Linked DNA regions of Homo sapiens: region 2 is linked to region 1. Evidence: chromatin loops called from intact Hi-C (ENCODE). Cell type or tissue: transverse colon. All regions are shown on one strand.

The links. Peaks named below come from ENCODE experiments on the same cell type or tissue, not always from the same donor. Only the 100,000 strongest peaks of a DNase experiment are listed, where the experiment ranks them.
Region 2: a loop joins it to region 1, with 15 times the contacts of the local background. A loop is called at or near these places in 11 of 110 quality-filtered maps.

What each region holds. Positions count from the first base shown.
Region 1 is chrX:13,064,172-13,072,171 of GRCh38, reverse strand. All of the region lies in intron 2 of LOC105373133 (a long non-coding RNA gene), which reads right to left. Among named protein-coding and RNA genes, the nearest start is that of FAM9C, 24 kb to the right of the region's middle. In transverse colon, no CTCF peak of the experiment used is centred here; no DNase peak of the experiment used is centred here.
Region 2 is chrX:13,010,168-13,018,167 of GRCh38, reverse strand. No RefSeq gene overlaps it. Among named protein-coding and RNA genes, the nearest start is that of FAM9C, 30 kb to the left of the region's middle. RefSeq lists enhancers at 4,358-4,527, 4,638-4,717. In transverse colon, no CTCF peak of the experiment used is centred here; a DNase peak (open chromatin) is centred at 4,237; H3K27ac peaks cover 1,613 bases.

The sequences.
Region 1 (8,000 bases):
TACTAAAAATACAAAAAATTAGCCAGGCGTGGTGGCGGGCGCCTGTAGTCCCAGCTATTCGGGAGGCGGAGGCAGGAGAATGGCATGAACCCGGGAGGCGGAGCTTGCAGTGAGCAGAGATCGCGACACTGCACTCCAGCCTGGGCAACAGAGTGAGACTCCGTCTCAAAAAAAAAAAAAAAAAGTTAGTTACTTCAAAGGAGAGAGAGTCATGAATAATGGAAGACAGCTAGAAACATCTCAGCCGATAGTTTTACAACAGAAGCGATTTGGTCGATAATGGCACCTTCTAAATTATAGACTTTTAATTAGGGAAAAGGATATGAGGACAGGGGCAGAAGGGGCTTCTATGGAAGCTGGTAGAGATTATTTTAGGGAAAATTAACGTGAGATCACATCGTTTTGATTGTATGACCCATAACTATGCCTTTAGCAGGGAAAAGGTTAGTATATTTACAGAATAGGTATGTGCTAACAATGTTTGGTTTAAACACATTACCCCAAAATACTGCCCTCTCAACTGCTGGAAATGCATCTTTCTACTGGAACACTTGGCCAGAAGTTGTCCCATTGGAGAGCCTTTCAACCTTACCTTTAACAGGCTAATACAAAGGCTTATCTTACATACTCTTGTGAGAAATTTTTTAAAGCCCATATTTCATATAACAGCTATGTGAGATTCCTACACTGAGGGGTTGTTAGTTTTGGGGGAGGTGAAAAAGAAAAAGAATACAATACTCTGGAGCTCAGGGAGATGTTTCAGGAAGTGCATGTTGGGTAGGTTTTCTTGGCGGGCCACTTAGGTAGCACTAGGTGGTAGAGAGGACACAAAGAGTCAAGAAGGAGACCAAAAAAAAAAAAAAATGGAAGCATCCAGGGCAGACACATCCTGATTCTTCTATCTGCTTTCCCTGGTTTTTGGGAATCCTGAGAAGAAATAAGCTAGCACTTTAAGGCTACTCGTCCCTATTGGTTGGGGGCCCAGAGAGACTCACAAAAGGTTGAATTCAGCTCCGTAGAGTAGCACTGTCAATTGGAAACATAATGCAAGCCACAAGAGTGAGCCATATATGTAATTTTAAAAATTTCAGTAACCACATTTTTTAAAGTATAAAGAAATGGGTGAAATTAATATCTTTAATTTAACCCAGTACATCCAAAATACTATTATTTCAACATGTAGTCAATGTAGAAATTATTAGATATTTTCTTTTCTTTTTTTTTTTTGGTACTAAGTCATCAAAATTAAGTGTGTATTTTACACTTACAGAACACTTGAATTTGGATTTAATCCACTAACGGTTGCTCAGTAGCCACATGTGGCTAGTGGCTCCTGTATGGAAAAGGGCAGCTATAGAGAATGGTAATCCAACAGATCCTTAGCCATGTGCAGAACGTTCAAGGCCACATATTGGCAAGGTTGCTGTACATTCAAAACACTGGAGAGCAAATCTGGAAATCTGGAATTTTCCTCATGATGGTTCATGAAAAAATACAACCATCAAGTAATTTATTCAAGAAGAAAATTGCCTACATGGAAATGAAATATTATCAAACTGTAAAGGTACATTTGTGTATACTTATATACAATAGTTTCTGGGCTCTTAGCCCAGAAATACAGCATTAATTATACTGTATATACACACACAATATTCAGATGTCCTTAATTTCAAAAGCTGTGATTAAATTTGAAAAACTGAAGAAATAATTTTCATCATAGACTCAGTGGAATGAGGCGGCAATTATTAATGTCCCATTTTGCAAGTGGAGAATTTGGCACTGTTCTCTCAGGAGCACACACGGTTTTTGCCCTCCATTCCTTTTTGAATCAGAATTCAGCTTCCAAAGTGGACTATAATGGTGGGAAGCTATAGAAAAAATGCACATCTATCACTAGAATTACTTGGCACAAACAGCCTGTTAACTGCTCATTTTCAAGTTGTAGAGCTGAGTCACCATCAGGAAACTGAAGTCCACAGAGGCAACTTCATGCTGCAAAAAAGAAGGTTTTCCTGCCTCTCCAACATGACGTTCCTTCCTGCTCTTCTTTTGAAACCATTGGCCTTATTCAAGTGGTTGCAGGGAACAAAAGTCTCTCAAAGTGGTTTGAAAGCAAATGAAGAATTTATTGGAAAAAAATATTCAAGTATTTCATGGAATACAGGAGGCCTTATCTAGTGGCCTCACCACATCACAGCTTGGGCTTCCTCACAGCATGGTGTCTCTGCATAGTCAGACTTCTTACATCTCAGTTATCACTTCTTACATGGCAGCTGGGAAAAAGGCTATTCAAGTATTTCATACAACACAAGGGCTAGAACTAGAAAATCAGTAGACCTCAAGGACACACTATGGGCCGTATTATCTCTATTTTTCATTTTCTCTCTTCTTTCTAAGCCTAGTTCTTTTTCTTTTCTTTTTTTATTTTATATTTTTTGAGACAGGGTCCTACTCAGTCACCCAGGCTGGACTACAGTGGCACAATCTTGGCTGACTGCAACCTCCGCCTCTTGGGTTCCAGCAATCCTCCCACCTCAGCCTCCTCAGTAGCTGGGATTACAGGTGCACACCACCATGCCAGGCTATTTTTTTTTATTTTTTGTAGAGATGGGGTTTTGCCATGTTGCCCAGGCTGGTCTTGAACTCCTGAGCTCAAGTGATCCGCCCACCTTGGCCTTCCAAAGTGGTAGGATTACAGGCGTGAGCCACCACGCCCAACCTCTATGCCCACTTCTTTCTTCTTTCTGTCTGTGACTGATTTTCTAGTTCTGCTTGCACAATATCCAAATGTGGCCACCTCAACCACAAAGGTTGATCAGAATCACTTTGTCCCATTTCTACCTTCCCAGCAGACAGAATTTGATTGGCCCAGATGATAATACATCCCTACAATTGAACAGTGTGTGGTCACTAAAAATATTCCTTCCACTTTTGATAAAATGAGAAGAGACATGTCCTGAAATGTATTGTGAAAAGTGCTAAAAACCAATTATATTTATTGTATAAGTGTGACTGCTAAAAATGCTGTGAAAAAAGATACTAAGAAAATATTCTAAAATAGAACAAGGCATCTCAGTTATTACTTGCTGCTGAATAACAGACTTGGCAAAACTTGGTGTCATCAGTCAATAACTATCATTTCTCATGATTCTTTGGGTAGACTAGTCTGAGCTGGGTGGTTTTCTGTTCCAGGTGGCATTGGCTGAGGTCACTAATTCTACTGCACTGAACTGGGGGCTGGGCTAGGCTGGAAGGACTGAGAAGGCTTTCTTCACATGTCAGACACTTAGTTCTCTTCTGGTGGCCTCTCCACATCACAGCTTGGGCTTCCTCACAGCATGGTGTCTCTGCATAGTCAGACTTCTTATGTGGCAGTAGGTTTTCAGAGGGAATGTGAAAGTTGCCAGACGTCTTAAAGTCCAGGCCTAGAATTGGCACAGCATCATTTATACAGACTTCTAGTAGTGGCCAACCCAATTCAAGATGTCAGGCCACATTCCAGGGGAGGTAGAATGGTTTCTTGCTGGGTCGAACAGCATGTGCATACGAAGGAAAAAAAATTGATGGCAGCCATCTGGGGAGACTACCACACGGGGATGGGAATCTTAGTGTTTGGAATTAGAAGAGAGGGGAGATTTTTCCTGCTAGTTTTTGTTGTTGTTGTTGTTTGTTTGTTTGTTTGTTTTTTGAGACAGGGTCTTCCTCTGTCACCCAGGCTGGAATGCAGTGGTGCAATCTCAGTTCACTGCAGCCTCCGCCTCCCAAGCTCAAGTAATCCTCCCACCTCAGGCTCTCAAGTAGCTAGGACCACAGGCACGCACCACCACACCCAGCTAATTTTTGTATTTTTTGTAGAGACGAGGTTTCACCATGTTGGCCGGGCTGGTCTCAAACTCCTGAGCTCAAGCAATCTGCCTGCCTCCGCCTCTCAAAGTGCTGGGATTACAGGTGTGAGCCACCATGCCTGGCCTGCTACTTTTTGTTTGTTTTTCTGTACTTTCAGATTCTTCAATGAGTACCATTTTAATAATCATACTTTTTAAGTGGTGTTGTTTGTAATCATAATTTATTAAATGCTGCCAAGTTGAATGTCTGGAATAAATTAATTAAGGGGAAGATGTCAGTATGCATTCTAAAATGCGACATTTGCTGGGAAATAATGTCTACAAGAAATTCTTGGCTTTGCCTCTCTTGAGAGTAATAAAAACTAGCCAGAATGGTAGCTGAAGAATAAGAGGAAAACATATATTTCTTGCTGTCAACTAAAAACAAATCTCTGCCTCCTTAAGTACTCTACTTCCTAGTCATGTAGCTTGGTGTGTGATTGCTTTCTGTCATATTTGTATGAGGGCTAGAGCCTTCATCCTTGAGAATAAACAGACTTACTAGCCCAGTGGCTGTGAGCATTTTTCTGCTTAAGACCTTGCTCCTGGCCAGGCGTGGTGGCTCACAACGGTAATCTCAGCACTTTGGGAGGCCGAGGCAGGAGGATCACTTGAGGTCAGGGAGTTCGTGACCAGCCTGGCCAACATGGTGAAACCTCATCTTTACTAAAAATACAAAAATTAGCCAGGTGTGGTGGTGAGCACCTGTAATCTCAGCTACTCAGGAGGCTGAGGCAGGAGAAGTGCTTGAACCTGGGAGGCAGAGGTTACAGTGAGCTGAGATTGCACCACTGCGCTCCAGCCTTGGCGACAGAGCAAGAATCTGTCTCAAAAAAAAAAAAAAAAAAAAAAAGACCTTGCTCGTACAGAATTCAATCCAGCTAACAGTCATTCTGGGACCAGGGGTCTCCTAAAATGTGAGGTCTGTTGACTGCTGCTCAGGAAAAGCACTTCCATCTCAGCTGAAAGGGCCTGAATATTCATTTCCTGCACTGAGCCAGGCATCAACTCACCTACAGTCCAATTGCTCTGAAACTCACACAGATTGAGATCAGAAGAGCTCCTTTCATCCAAGTGACTTCTGTATGCAGTGACTTTGTGTCCTCTCTGATCTTCCCAGCTTTGTCTCCCACTGGCCTCTCTGCCTTGGACCCTCCAACCACTTCTGCCAACTCTGTCTTCCCCCGGGAGATGCCCCTGCCCCAGGGTCAAACAGTTCCAACTGACAGGATTGCCCTTACCTTCCCTCTGCCACCAGACCAGGCCCAATCCCCTTCCTCCAGGAAGTTTCCCTCGATCTACAGGTCAAATTTGTCTCCTCCACCCCCATGTTCCCCAGCACTTTGCTCTGTCATTCTGCCTTCAACACTGGAAATACAAAGAGGGCTAAATCCTAAAGCCCTGCCCTCAGGGAGCACTCAGCCTGGGGTAGAGAGACTCATGTAATGTGGTGATGGCTGCCATGGGGGTCTATTTGGGGTACTATGAGAGCCTAGAGGAGGGGGATATTCAGTACAGCCTTGGTCTCCAGGAAACCACCTGAAGGAGGACAGCATGCCAGACAGAGGGTTCAGGAAGAGCAGAGGCACAGAGGCAGGAAACCACATGGAATTTGAGGGCATAGGACACACATTGGTTTCATAAGTCCACAGCCCCATCACAGGGCGCCCTAGGTTAGAGCAGGCTGCATCACTCACCTCTGCAGCATTAATGTCTCGTGGAAGGCCAAGTCTCTTGCTTTGTGATCCCATTCCACTCTGGGGAGCACGCAGAGAGGGAGTTATATATTGTCCAAGCTATACCCTGGGGGCACCCGTGGGGAGTGCCAAAACCCAAGATGTTATTTGCCCTTTTCTCTCTCTCACACAAGTGTACAGTGGAGTTTCTAGAGGCTACAGGACATATGTCAAGAGGCTGAATACACAGCAGATAAGCAAATCCAGTTGTCTTCTATTAAGTCAGACATTAAAGAAATATGCAACAATGTAAAACATTGCCACTCAGGCCTGAGGCAGTGGCTCACACTTGTAATCCCAGCACTTTGGGAGGCTGAGGCAGGAGAATTGCTTGAGCCCAGAAGTTCGAGACCGGCCCAGGCAACATAGCAAGACCCTGTCTCTACAAAAAATTTTAAAATTAGCAGGGCATGGTAATACACACCTGTGGTCCCAGCTACTTGAGAGGCTAAGGCAGGAGGAACACTTGAGCCCAAGAGGTGGAGGCTGCAGTGAGTCATGATCATGCCACTGCACTCCAGCCTGGGCAACAGGGTGAAACCGTCTCAAAACAAAACAAAATGACAACAACAAAAAACATTGCCACTCTTTTCACTACATTTTTAAAGAAAAGTATAGTTTTTAAAAATAAAACTATGTCACATTAACATTCAATTGGACTTATTATTGTTATATTTAAATTAATTCATCAACAAACATTTGTAAATTTCCTCAGTTTAATTTTTACTATCATAAGTTTTGAGAGATTTAGCTCCTTGAGGTGCTAAATAAAGACAGGGTCTTTGAGGCACTCAGTTAATTTTAAGAGTGCAAAGGGGGGCCAAGAACAAAGTGTTGGGAATCACTGGTATGGTCGACTCTGAAGCCAAATTCCCTCGGTTCAAATCCCAGCTCCTCTAATTACTAGCTGTGTGGTTTTCTATTCAGTTCCAAGCTTCTCTGTGCCTGTCTCCTCTTCCATAAAACTGGAATAATGATAAGAATGTAAGGGGGCCCGGCGTGGTGGCTCACGCTTGTAATCCCAACACTTTGGGAGGCCGAGGCGGGCGGATCACTTGAGGTCAGGAGTTCAAGACCAGCCTGCCCAACACGGTGAAACTCTGTCTCTACTAAAAATACAAAAAATCAGTCGGACGTGCTGGCTCATGCCTGTAGTCCCAGCTACTCAGGAGGGTGAGGAATGAGAATTGCTTCAACCTGGGAGGCAGAGGTTGCAGTGAGCCAAGATTGTGCCACTGCACTCCAGCCTGGGTGACAGAGTAAGACTCTGTCTCAAATAAATAAATAAATAAATAAATGTTTTTAAAAATAATGATGAGAATGCTGTCGTGAGGATCAAAGGAGTTCCTTGGGTACAGTGCTCTGAAAAGGTGGCTGGCACAGGGGTTAGCATTCAACAAGTGTTAATTAACATTAATTTGTTCAACAAACACTCATAGAACCATGATCGTGCACCAGGCACTGTGCTTGTCTCCAGTGATGTAAAGATGACTAATTCACTTTCACAATCCTCAAGGGACCCACAGCAGGGAGAAAGAGACCCAGATAAATAGACCACGTCTGTGCAGACTTGGCCAAGACCTGTGGGACCACACAACCAGGACCCTTGGCAAAGGAATTGAAACATCTCCAGTGAGATGCTGCTGAGAAAAATCCCTCAGTGAGTCCAGAATGTTCTGAACTAACATATTTGTCAAGAATGTTTACAGAGCTGAGACTTAATGAAAAGAGGGCTGGCTAGGAGTCCAGTTACCAGAGAGACTCCTTTTCTGACTGCCTTTAGCAACTTATTTAACAAATAGCAAACATCTGCTGTGTTCCTGGCACTCTGCTAGGATTGAGTGACATCAAGATGATTAAGATATGCCTCCTTGAAGGAGCTCCCAGAGCTGAGGAGACACACTGTGGTTGTGTACCACAAAAATGCATAAAAAGAGATGCTGAAGCCACTCAACCTCTCTGACTCCATTCTGTCCCCTACCAGATGAGTATAATGCCATATAACTAGACAAATTTCTCCCAGATCTAACATCCTAGTACTCCATTCAAATATTAGAGGTCCTCTCAGAAATCCTGTTTGGAATTTGAGTGTCATTGTGGTCACCATTAACCTTGGGGTAGTTGTGCCATGGTGAGCAATAATGTTCCCACTTCATAAATGGAGAAACTAAGACCCAAGAAGGTTAGTGATTTGCCCCTGGCTCAAGAAATAGAAGAATTCAAGAGCAGAGAGGGCTTCAGGCCTCTTCAGAGTTCATAAGAAAGATGTTTTTCAACATGAGATGAATGTTGCAAATTCCCATTTGGGATTTAAAATTTAAGCTTGGGGCCAAGCACAGTGGCTCACACCTGTAATCCCAGAACTTTGGGAGGCCTAGGC
Region 2 (8,000 bases), 54 kb after region 1:
GCCAGCTAAGAAACAGATGATCAATTCTATATCTTAGATGTTTTGTAATACACTACCATGCATACTGCACTTTGTCAGATACTCTGGAATACATGCAAAAGTTAAATATAGTAGAAAGAAGACCAAAAAGAAAATAGTCATACAACAACAGCAAGATGTGATTTGGGCCCTGAAATGAAGGAGAAAGACTGGCATTTATTATTTCCTATAATTTTGTTTTTTGTCTGTTTATTTTATTTTGAGACAAGGTCTCACTCTGTAACCCCGGCTGAGTGCAGTAGCATGATCACGGCTCACTGCAGCCTTGGCCCCCTCAGGCTTGAGCGATCCTCCCACGTCAGCCTCCCGAGTAGCTGGCACCACAGGTGTACACCACCACACCAGGCAGAATTTTTTTTTTTTTTTTTTTTTTTTAGTGGAGATGTGGCTTTGCTATGTTGACCAGGCTGGTCTTAAACTCTTGGGCTCAAAAGATCCTCCCACCTCGGCCTCCCAAAGTGCTGGGATTACAGGCATGTGCCACCACATCTGGCCTGGTCCCTAGAGTTTTAACATAACATGTGAGGATTCACCTGACCAGTTCTTTTTTTGTTTTGTTTTTTAGTCCCATAAAAGATACTAATGTTATTTACACAGTTCTATTAATAATAATAATAATAATAGCTAAATGCATTCAATGCTTACTGTGGGCCAGGCATTGTACTAGATGCTTTGCAAGCAGGACGTCAGTAGTGCTCCCAACAGCACTTTGAGACTAGTATCGTCATTCCCATTTTAGAGATGAGAAAATTGAGCCTTGAAGAAATGGACTCACTTAACTCTATACAGCCAGGAAGCAGGAATACTGCCTTTGGAATCCAAATCTGACTCCAACTCCTACTTTCTTTTCCCTATATCACTTCACACCAAGAGAAAGGAGATGCTTAGGATGTTGGGACTGGAAGGTACTTGCCATCTCGTCTAGCCTCCTCTCTCTAAGGTTGAGGAGGAAATACTTTTTCTAGGCTGAAACAGAAAGTGGTACCTGACTTAGTCCATGAAAGGCAATGAATGGTGGGAGATAGGTGTTCCAAGGAGGCCTGGCAATGGTGATAAAAGAAAAACTTTAGCCAAATTAAATGTAAAGGTATTTAATTGAGCAATGAACAATTCCTGAATCGGGCGGCCCCCAGAATCACAGCAGATTCACAGAGACTTCAGTGCAGCCACGTGATGGAAGAAGATTTATAGACCAAAAAAAGGGAAATTATGTACAGAAATGGGAAATGAGGTCCAGAACGACTGGGCTGGTTACAGCTCGGCATATGCCTTATTTGAACACAGTTTGAACACTCAGCGGTGTATGAATGGTTGAAGTATGGCCACTGGGATTGGCCAAGACTTAGCTATTGTTACAGGTGCATACTACTAAGTTAGGTTTTCAATTTTGTCTGCCTATTAAGCTAGGCTATAGTTTGTCCACAAGGACTCAAATATAGAAGTATGGAGTTCTTCTCAGGCCATATTTAGTTTGTTTTAACCATGGTTTTCCCCCTTTAAAATGCTGACAACTGCAGAGCAGTATTTTCAGAGTATCCGGAGTATGTCAAAGACCAGTCAATATGAATGGCCTGACAAGAGTGATATTCTATCCTACCATGAGCTTGCATTAGAGAGGCCTCAGACTTTAATCCAGGCTGTGAAAGGCCAGGATAATATGTAACTAAGTGAGGCAATGGAGTACCTTCCCCTTAACGAATGGGTTTCCTAAGAAGTCTTCGGCATGAACTTCATCCAGAAGAAATGAAGACACAAGAAGATAATGCACTAGTTGCCACCACAAGTCCCTGCAGTGTCCCCTGCCTGGGCCCTGCACTCCATCATAACAGGTGAGGGTCCTGCCTTTCTTACATTTCCCAGGTAAGATGATCAAAGTTAAAACTTTGAAACTGTCTTCCATCCCCCCGCAAAAGGAACTCAGTAGCCACAAAGGAGGCAATGTCATGTCATTTACCAGCCTCTAAAGCCTGCCCCAAACTCAGTAATTCACCAATCCTGAGATTAAGGGGAACAAAGTAGGTCTGTTCTCTTTTTCCCTTTTTTTTTTTTTTTTTTACTTCCTTGTGCACTGTGTCCCACCATGAGAAATAAGCATGTAGTTTCACTTCCAGTGTGGTCAACGGGCAGAATGCTAAGATCATGGCATTGAGAGAGACTCCAAGCCTGGGGAAAGAGCCTAGAATGCCACCCACTGTGATGAAAACAGCCAGCACTCACAATAGTGAGGGGCCATTCGATATGGGTGCACCTATCCACAGTGCCTTCAGTAGGAGGGAAACAATCTGCCTTTTATAGCCATTTAATCACTGAAGCAATGCAAAAGTCATTAGATATTTACTGAAGATTCTCACCAGTGTCAGACTTGAGATTTGAACTTGAGATACCTTTGAGAATACAAAGCTTACATTTGATCCCTGCCCTGGAATGCTTAGAATCTAATGGAGAGATAAGAAACCAAACCTGGAAGCTTAAGCAATGATGGAGAATGAATAGAGTAGCACAGATTTGCACTGCTAGAAGAGTAGAATCCCCAATATTTAGTATGGCACAATGGTAAGGAAATTGAAAACCTGGGATTTAGTCTATATTTCCTAAGTACAAAATGGAATAAGTTTGTAAAACCATGCAATGTTTCTGGTCCAGATTTTTTTTTTTTTTTTTTTTTTTGAGATGGAGTCTCACCCTGTCGCCCAGGCTAGAGTGCAATGGCACGATCTTGGCTCACTGCAACCTCTGCCTCCCGGGTTCAAGCTATTCTCCTGCCTCAGCCTCCAGAGTAGCTGGGATTACAGGTGTGCACCTCCACACCCAGCTAATTTTTGTATTTTTAGCAGAGACGGGGTTTCACCATGTTGGCTAGGCTGGTCTTGAACTCCTGACCTCGTGATTCACCCGCCTTGGCCTCCCAAAGTGCTGGGAGTACAGGCGTGAGCCACTGCGCCCAGCCCAAGATTTTTTAAAGTTATAACACAAGCAAGATATCTAAAGTCACTTAAAATAATTTTTTTTAAAAAAAACAAAAACCTTGTGAATGTGTGAGACTGAGGGGAAGAAGATAGGAAAGCCCTGGAGACCTGTGTGGCTGGTGCAGACACTTCCAGAAGGATTGTCATGGGAAACAAGGAAAGGAGAGAAGAAGGCAGGAAGAGAAGCTTCTTCAGTCAGGAGAACCCTGAATGCTGGGTGCAAATGATAGCATACATGCGGGTGGGCAGTGTTTCCTGGGCTTTCAAGCATTCCTTCCCTTTGATGACTCATCTGTTTCTGTACCTTCTATTCCTCAATCACGAATTTACATCCATTCTGTCTAATTAAAATAGCTAACATTGATGGAGCATTTTATAGTATCAGGCACTGTTCTGTGGGCTTCATATGTTGCCTTACTTAATTCTCACACCAAGAATATGGCATATGTATTACTACTCTCTCCGTTAAAGTTGAGAACACTGAAGCACAGAGATGTTAATTAACTTAGTCAAGGCCACACAGTTTGTTAATAGCCCAATCTGAATTTGAACTCACACGGTGTGATAAGGAAAGCCAACCTCTGTCTGCTAACCTGAAAGACCTTTTTGCCAAAAAAAATCTAGATTTTTGAGCATTTATCCAATGAGATATCCAAGAAGTCTCTTCAGTTTTTCACTGTATCTCACATGTGTGAACCTAGCCACAGTATGACTTATCTGCAGAAGGATAAGGGCAAGTTATCATGTCTCCTGTCAAGGTAAAAATGTTGTTTCACAATTCCCTGGCCGACCTTCCAGGCAAATTTGCTGCAAAAACAGTTTTTGTGGGGTTTGTAGCAAAATTATATGATAAGAAGGACACGAACCGAATTCCTTTTTTAAAGGACTATGCTGGTTTTTGTAGCCCCTGGCTGTGTAGTGACAACAAATGCATGCTAAGGGGCAGTCCCTGGTGAGTACTTATCTCTTTAACCTGTTTTAATCTCCAGACAAGTCAAGAGCCTACAGAGGGGTAAAGGACATGTGACATACTCAATAACATTATCTATGAAAAGATATTCCCACAATTTTTTTAAAAAAAGCTTTATTGTATTTACAGGGGCAAGCGTCCCATTCTTCTCCCTATGCCAATTTCACCGTGCAGTAGAGGTCATTAACTTGTGTAATATGGAGGAACCAAGAACGCTGCTTCCTCATTACAGCAGAAGAGACAGCAGCCCCCAGCTGTTATGAAACAGTGCTGAGCTTCACAACAGGAAGTACGATCCATGGCCAGTAAATAATGCTGCCTTCCCTTCCCTTTCAGTAAGCCTCGGAACTTCCTTATCCTTAGTTCCAAATCCTTTTACAGATGTTTACCTGGGAATTTGGATTTTTCTTCCCTTCTCTTAGCTCCTTTGAGGAGCCAGACAGTGTCATTGACCTCTCGCTTCATGTTAATAGTAAGCTAAGGGGAAAGCCACAATATGTCTGTTGTTCTCAGGAAAACCTTGAAAACACAAGGGAGAAAGCCCACTGTCTGACTATACCCATCTTTTTCTCTAAATATTTTGAGTTGGACTCTATCAACATCACTTTGCCCTTGAGTCAGAGTTTCTCTTTGAATGTACCTTGACACACCCTGTTCAAAACCAAACCAGGCAGCCTGAATCAGGCAACAGTATTTTGTATGTAAGTTTCTGCAAACATAGTCGGAGGTATAAGAAGAGCGCTGTAAATAGCTGCCTTAGTTCAGCAACTACAATCCATGCCAGATAAATGGGGGGAAAAATACTAATTCATCTGTGACTAATTCATCATGAGAAGAGGAGTAAAGGAGTTTCCAAAAAACTGTGCAGCTAATAACATATCATTCCTACATCCAAGAATGTGCCATTACTCCAGAATTTCTGTTGACAGGTGTGTCCGTTTTCTATTGCTGCTGTAACCAATGATCACAAACGAAGTGGCTTAAAACAACACACACATTTTTTAAACTTTTATTTTAGGTTCAGGGATACATGTGCAGGTTTGTCCTATAGATAAACTACATGTTGCAGGGGTTTGGTGTGCAGATTATTTTGTCACCCAGGTAATCAGCATAGTAGCCATAGGTAGTTTTTCAATCCTCACTCCCCCGCACCCTCCACTCTCGAATAGGCCCCAGTGTCTATTGTTCCCTTGTTTGTGTCCATGGCCACACGTTTCTTTTTGTTGTTTTTTTTTGAGACAGAGTTTCGCTCTTGTTGTCCAGGCTGGAGTGCAGTGGCGTGATCTCAGCTCACTGCAACCTCCAACTTCCGGGTTCAAGCAATTCTCCTGCCTCAGCCTCCCAAGTAGCTGGGACTACAGGGATGCGCCACCACGCCAGGCTAATTTTGCATTTTTAGTAGAGATGGGGTTTCACCATGTTGGTCAGGCTGGTCTTGAACTCCCGACCTCTGATGATCTGCCCACCTTGGCCTCCCACAGTGCTGAGATTACAGGCGTGAGCCACTGCGCCCAGCCCACACATGCTTTTTATCTTACAGTTTTGTAGATCGGAAGTCTGACATGAATCTTACTGGACTAAGAGCAAGGTGTCGGCGGGACTGCATTCCTGTCTGTAGGCTCTTGGTGAGAATCCATTTCCTCACCTTCTCCAGCTTCTAGAGGTTTCTACATTCCTTGGCTTAGGACTCCCTCCCTCTATCTTCAAAGCCAGCAGTGCCCGGCCAAGTCCTTCTCAGGCTGCCATCCCGCTGGTCCTCCCTTGCATAGTCCCATCTTCCTTTTTTGCTTTTAAGGACTCTTGTGATTACATTAAGTCCATCCCAAAACTTCAGGATAGTCACCCTATTTTAAAGTCATCTGCTTAGCAACCTTAATTCCATCTGCCACCTAAATTCCCCTTTCCCATGTGACGTACAGGACGTGGACCCTGTCCTGAATTGGAGAGTGATAATTCTCTCCACCACAATAGGCAAATAGCCACATATTTTTTCTAGTAGCATAAAGTTTGTTCTCTTCTTTACTGCAGGGAGACTCTCATATTTACTAGGAATTCAATTATAAGAAATAACTTTTTTATTATACATGAAGTAATATGAACAATAGCTGCCCTTTATTGAGTATTATTATACCAGGCAATGTATTCTGCATTCATTTGTTTTTCGAATTCTTACTGGAACCTTGCAAGATAGGCAGGGCAGGTGATAAGATTCTCATCTACAGATGGAAAATCTGAGGCTCAGAAAGATGAAGGCTCACTCAAGTTGTTATTATTATTATTATCATTATTTTTTGTAAAGACGAAGTCTCACTACATTACCCAGGCTGGTTTTGAACTCCTGGGCTCAAATGATCCTCTTGCCTCGGCCTCCCAAAGGGTTGGGGTTACAGGCACGAGCCACCGCGCCCGGCCTCAATTCAGCTATTGAAGTCACACTGGATTCCCGTCAGCCATGAAACTGACACTTTCTCCTGCCTTCTCAACCGCCAGCCCTCACCTGTGGGGAGCTACCCCCACGACTCTTGTCCTCTTCTTTTGCCTTTAAGTGAAACCCACCTGCCTTGTGAGCCCTTGAGCTAAACAGCTGGAATATGGACTCATAAGTCTGGGATTGCTGGGGAGTGTGGGCCCATTGAGAATTTTGTAGAAGACCACATTAGAAGAGCATGGATCCTACATCTTGGCCTTCTTTGCGTCGAGAAAGCAAATCTTTGTGGGGGAACTGAAGTTAAGCTTTGAGTATGGAAGATGGACCCTGAGGGTACATTTTTGGAACCTTACCTAGAAGCCTATAGGTCAACATTGTCATTTCTTCAGACATCAAGGGACACCCTGCTTTTAGAGAGCACTGCTTTGAGCTTTGTTTTCAGTCTTTATCCCCAGGTCACATCATGATCTTCTCCTAGGACAGAGCTGCGGCTGGTGTCAAACTGCTCCATTCCCCTGCACCTGTTTGGCTTGGGTGGGGGAAATGAGTCCTCGCTCTACAAGTCGAGCCTCTCCTAAGATGAGGGTCAGCACCCCTAGGGTGAGGGAAGAGCATAGATGATCGCCACCAACAAAATTAACAACTGGCAAATGATATGAATGATTTTCTACCTGGATGCTGGTATGATTCAAGTTTTTGGTATTTTCTTGTGCTTTCAACCTGGGAACAAAGGCCCTCTTTTTGTGAGTTCTTTGCTGTAAAATCAAATAGTTCAACTAGCTGCCACATAATGAAAGAAAGATCGCTGGGGTTTCTTCCTAATGAGCCCCAGTTGAAAAGCCCCCCCAACTAACATGCTCACACATTTTTCCCAGTATTAGAGTACTTCTCTTCATTGTTTTTAGAAACCAGGACATTTCCTAGTTCTAAGCGTCCACATCTTAAATAGTCAGCTCAGTACCCTGCAGTACTTTCCCTTTCCTATCAAAGTCAAATTGGGTGGAACTCTGTATCACCTTCCCAGATTTCCCTCTCCAGCTCACTTCCCTATCTAGGAACGCCCTTCTGATTCTCCTGGACTCATAGCAAATGTGGCCCCAGTGAGGCCCCAGGTGGAGAGAACTATGCCTGTCCTCCACAATCTTGGGGCACTGTTTGCAAACCACTCTGATTACATGCATCTTACAGTGTTATTTATGCATCAGCCTCTCCAAGTAGACAGCGAACTATGTCAGGACTTATTTATCCCTCCCACTTGGCTTAGCCAGGGCCCTGTACAGAACAGGTGCTCAGTTAGGTTGGTTAAAAGATCAGCTAGATTAGCTCAAGCAGAGATTTGTTAGAAAAGAGCATGTTACTCAATGCAATATGGTCCCCTGGATTGTCTCTTGGAATAGAAAAAGCACATTAAATAGCAAACTGGCAAAACTGAAATTAAGTCTGGAGTTTAGGTAATAGTATTGCACCTGTGTCAGTTTCTTAGTTTTGACAAATGTACGGTAGAAATGTAAGACGTTACCATTGGCAGAAGCTGGGTATATGGCAATTCTTTGTACTATCTTTGCAACTTTTCTGCAAATTTAAAATTATCCCAAAG